Regions from separate parts of the Homo sapiens genome. Here region 2 is linked to region 1. A link is an interaction called in ENCODE POLR2A ChIA-PET data of the cell type or tissue named here. Cell type or tissue: PC-9. All regions are shown on one strand.

Region 1 (2,500 bases):
CCAACATCATTGATTAAATAGGGAATCCTTTCCCCATTGCTTGTTGTTGTCAGGTTTGTCAAAAATCAGATGGTTGTAAATGTGTGGCATTATGTCTGAGGCTTCTGTTCTGTTCCATTGGTCTATATATCTGTTTTGGTACCAGTACCATGCTGTTTTGGTTACTGTAGCCTTATAGTATAGTTTGAAGTCAGGTAGCATGATGCCTCCAGCTTTGTTCTTTTTGCTTAGGATTGTCTTGGCTATACGGGCCCTTTTTTGGTTCCATATGAAATTTAAAGTAGTTTTTTTCTAATTCTGTGAAGAAAGTCAATGGTTGCTTGATGAAGATAGCATTGAATTTATAAATTACTTTGGGCAGTATGTCCATTTTCACGATATTGATTCTTCCTATGCATGAGCATGGAATGCTTTTCCATTTGTTTTTGTGTCCTCTCTTATTTCCTTGAGCAGTGGTTTGTAGTTCTCCTTGAAGAGGTCCTTCACATCCCTTGTAAGTTGTATTCCTAGGTATTCTATTCTTTTTATAGCAATTGTGAATAGGAATTCACTCACAATTTGGCTCTCTGTTTGTCTGTTATTGGCGTGTAGGAATGCTTGTGATTTTTGCACATTGATTTTGTATCCTGAGACTTCACTGAAGTTGCTTATCAGCTTAAGGAGATTTTGGACTGAGATGATGGGGTTTTCTAACTATACAATCATGTCATCTACAAACAGACAATTTGACTTCCTCTTTTTCTATTTGAATACTCTTTATTTCTTTCTCTTGCCTGATTGCCCTGGCCAGAACTTCCAATACTATGCTGAATAGGAGTGGTGAGAGAGAGCATCCTTGTCATGTGCCAATTTTTGAGACTGAGTCTCACTCTGTTGCCCAGACTGGGGTGCAGTGGCGTGATCTTGGCTTACTGCAACCTCCACCTTCCAGGTTCAAGCAATTCTCGTCCCTCAGCCTCCCGAGTAGCTGGGATTACAGGTATGAGCCACCAGGCATGGCTAATTTTTGTATTTTTAGTAGGGACAGGATTTCACCATGTTGGCCAGGCTGGTCTCGAACTCTTGACCTCAAATGATCCACCCACCTTGGCCTCCCAAAGTGCTGGAATTACAGCCATGAGCCCCCATGCCTGGCCTATTTCCAGGTTCTTAATTCCATTCCATTAATCTCTGTATACCCTTAATGTCAGTACCACAGTCTTGATTACTTTAGCTTTGTAATAAGTTGTAAAATCAGGAAACGTGAGTCATCTTTGTTCTTTTTTCTCAAGATTTTTTTTTTTTTTTTTTTTTTTTTTTAAAGACAGAGTCTTGCTCTGTCACCCAGGCTAGAGTGCAGTGGCGTGATCTTGGCTCACTGCCAGCTCTGCCTCCCGGGTTCATGCCATTCTCCTGCCTCAGCCTCCCAAGTAGCTGGGACTACAGACGCCCACCACCATGCCCGGCTAATTTTTTGTATTTTTAGTAGAGACGGGGTTTCACCGTGTTAGCCAGAATCAAGATTGTTTTGTCTGAGTCCCTTGCAATTCTAAGTGAATTTTAGGATTAGCTTGTAAATTTCTGCATTGAAGCCAGTTGACATTTTGATAAGGATTGATTGGATGTATCTGCTGATCAGTTTGGCAAGTGTTGCCATCCGAAGAATATAGTCTTTTCATCCATGAACATGTAGATGCCCCTGTATTAGTTAGGTGTTCTTCAGTCTCTTTCAACAGTTTTTTTATAGTTTTTCAGAGTGTAAGTTTTGCACTCTAAATTTGCATTTGTTAAACTTATTTCTAGGTATTTTATTCTTTTTGATACTACTCTAAGTGGAATTGTTTTCTAGATTTCATTTTCAGATTGTTCATTGCTACTATATAAAGGTATGATTGATTTTTTTTTTTTTTTAAGACTAGTCAGGTATACTAGTGAGAAGGGCGGAAGAGTAGAAAAGAAGTTAGATTTATAATGGACTCTGAGCAATCAATTGAGATAACAATTCATTTTTCTATATTGATCTTTTTTTTCATATACCTGCTGAAATGGGATCTATATTGACCTTGTATCCTGCAAACTTGCTGAAGTCATTTATTAGTTCTTACAGTTTTTTAGTGTATTTCTTAGGTTTTTCTGTAAACAAGATAATGTTATCTGCAAATAGAGATAATTTTACTTTTTTCATTTTGACCTGTATGCCTTTTATTTCCTTTCTTGCCTAATTGCTCTGGCTGGCGCCTCTAGGCAATGTTGAATAGGTGTAGCAGAAGTGAACATCTTGTCTTGTTCTCGATCTTTGGGAGAATAAGTCTTTGGTCATTAAATAGTTGTGAGGTTTCCATAGATCAGGTTGAGCAAGTTCCCTCCTGTTCCCAGTTAGTAAGAGTGTTTTGATCATGAAAAGGGGTATTGAATTTTATCAAATGCTCTTTCTGTGTCTGTTGAGATGATTATGTGTTTTTTGTCCTGTATTCTGTTAGGACATTATTACATTAATGGATTTTCAGATGTTAATGGAAAT
Region 2 (2,500 bases), 100 kb before region 1:
AGCCTCCCAAGTAGCTGGAATTACAGGCATACACCACCAGCCCGGTTAATTTTTTTTTTTTTTTTTTTTGAGATGGAGTCTCGTTCTGTCGCTCAGGCTGAAGTGCAGTGGCACGATCTTGGGTCACTGCAAACTCCGCCTCCTGGGTTCAAGTGATTCTCCTGCCTTAGCCTCCCAAGTAGCTGGGATTATAGGCGCCTGCCACCACGCCCGGCTAATTTTTGTATTTTTTTTTTTTTTTGAGATGGAGTCTTGCTCTTTCGCCTAGGCCGGACTGCAGTGGTGCGATCTCGGCTCACTGCAAGCTCCGCCTCCTGGGTTCCCGCCATTCTCCTGCCTCAGCCTCCCTAGTAGCTGGGACCACAGGCGCCTACCACTGTGCCCGGCTAATTTTTTGTATTTTTAGTAGAGACGGGGTTTCACCGTGTTAGCCAGGATGGTCTCGATCTCCTGACCTCATGATCCGCCCGCCTTGGCCTCCCAAAGTGCTGGGATTACAGGCTAATTTTTGTATTTTTATTAGAAATGGGGCTTTGCCATGTTGGCCAGGCTGGTCTCGAACTCCTGACCTCAAGCTATCTGCCCACCTTGGCCTCCCAAAGTGCTGGGATTACAGGTGTGAGCCACTGCACCTGGTCAGTTTTTTTGTATTTTTAGTAGAGACGGAGTTTTGCCATGCTGGCCAAGCTAGTCTGTAATTGCTGGCCTCAAGTGATCTGCCTACCTCAGCCTCCCAAAGTGCTAGAATTACAGGCATGAGCCACTGCACCCAGCCAACATGTTTTTTTTCCTTTGTTTATTTTGGAGAACCTCTTAAGAACTTTAGGTGTCACAGCAGGAACTCATTGAAGTCGGCCTGGGCACACGCCACATGCAGATTTTGGTGTTTTCCCAACCTTCTTGGTATGAAGGTAAACAGTTCTGTGAACAGGGATTTGGGACAGCCTAATTTTGTTAGAGGCTGTATTGCAGAAAAGCCTACAATGGTATGCCAAATGCTGGACCATTCTGAGTGCCTATGGACACTGTCCCCAGAATAAGCAAGATCTATTTCTCAATATTCCAGATATTTCCATTTTGCTGAGCCTGTTGTATCTTTTTGTCACTGAATAATAGACTTGTAAAATGATAGTGTTAGAAGGAAACAAAATGCAGTTTTTTTTTTCTTTTGGTGTTTATATTTGTTTTGGTTCTTGTTTTCAGCTGCTGTGTGAAGCCCTTAAATTACTTTAGATGGCTGGAGAGTAGGGGTGGGGGCTTGAGGGTGGAGAAACACAGGAAGAGTGAGCTGGGTTTTGGACTCCTGACCCTGGCCTAATCAGAGAAGCACTGCTTTTCCCTATTTTACATATCTGCTTCTTACACAAGTTATAATTTTAAAAAATAATGAGGCCAAAAAAAATGAAGAAATGAAACTACTAGTCCACCTTTCAGAGAGTAACAGCCTCCTGTAAAAGGCATATGGTATTTCATCTGCTACAGAAAGAGAAGCCCTAATATATTGTTCAAATCAAGCAGCAGAGCCACTCAGGGCCCAGGCTTGCCCCACAGGCCTCTTTGAAGACAAAACTGCTTTGTGGGAGAAGTGGATGGCATGGCTGGCCTTCACAAGTGTCTACTTTGTCCTTAAGTCAGTTTCTTCAGAGCTGGCAGTGGGCATTTATAGGAAGAACAGGGTCTTGCCTGCCCCTTGGATGAGAAGTACAGATATCTTCAGGTCAAAGAGAGACAGACAGTTTAGTGCTTGTCTCCCTAAATTAGACATAAAGGGAGAGGCAGCAGCCTAAAGAAGGATAGTATAACCCTTCACCTGTGGATAAGACTAGCCCTATTCACTTGTGAAGCTCTGATCGCTGTTAGATGCCATTGAACAGATTCACGTCAGCATGCAAACATAGTGATGACATGCCAAAGGCTTATCTTCAACTAAATTTTTTTCATCAATGATTTAATTGAAGACAAACTAGTTTTTAAAGTTACATGAAGGCCAGGTATGGTGGCTCACACCTATAATTTCAGTATTTTGGGAGGCCAAGGCAGGAGGATGGCTTGAGGCCAGGAGTTCGAGACTAGCCTGGGCAACATAGCAAGGACTCCATCTCTACAAAAATCAAAAATTTAAAAAAAGAGAAAAGAATGAAGTAACTTGGATCTGGACAGAATGCCAAATAGCCTCAGCACCTTAGTCTCTAACACTCTCTAGACAGGACTTCAGGATCCACAGTCTAGCCTCCCAGTTCCTGGACTGTCCCCACTGTAATGATTGTCCCCCTCCATGCCACTTCTACAAGGCCACATACCGAGGCCACACTTGAAACTTACTCTACAGAATTTTCCCATCCCTGAAATCTTGAACTCTGAAACTCTACTCTGCTCAAAACCCCAGTTTTCACGGTCCTACATTCCCATTAAAATTATTTTTTTCATTCCATCAAGTTCTCCTTTCCTTCCTGTCCTCTACCTTCTTAAGGCTTATCCACTGTCTCTTAATTTCTTCTCC

The links. ChIA-PET counts read pairs that join two places held together with the same protein. Peaks named below come from ENCODE experiments on the same cell type or tissue, not always from the same donor. Only the 100,000 strongest peaks of a DNase experiment are listed, where the experiment ranks them.
Region 2: POLR2A ChIA-PET joins it to region 1 with 16 read pairs; 9 of 35 experiments call an interaction of 5 or more read pairs at or near these places.

The regions. Positions count from the first base shown.
Region 1 is chr11:112,047,698-112,050,197 of GRCh38, forward strand. The region is part of intron 10 of DLAT (dihydrolipoamide S-acetyltransferase); the gene reads left to right. Among named protein-coding and RNA genes, the nearest start is that of DLAT, 24 kb to the left of the region's middle. In PC-9, no CTCF peak of the experiment used is centred here; DNase peaks (open chromatin) are centred at 1,224 and 2,294; H3K27ac peaks cover 998 bases.
Region 2 is chr11:111,945,886-111,948,385 of GRCh38, forward strand. All of the region lies in intron 1 of DIXDC1 (DIX domain containing 1), which reads left to right. Among named protein-coding and RNA genes, the nearest start is that of DIXDC1, 9.8 kb to the left of the region's middle. In PC-9, no CTCF peak of the experiment used is centred here; no DNase peak of the experiment used is centred here.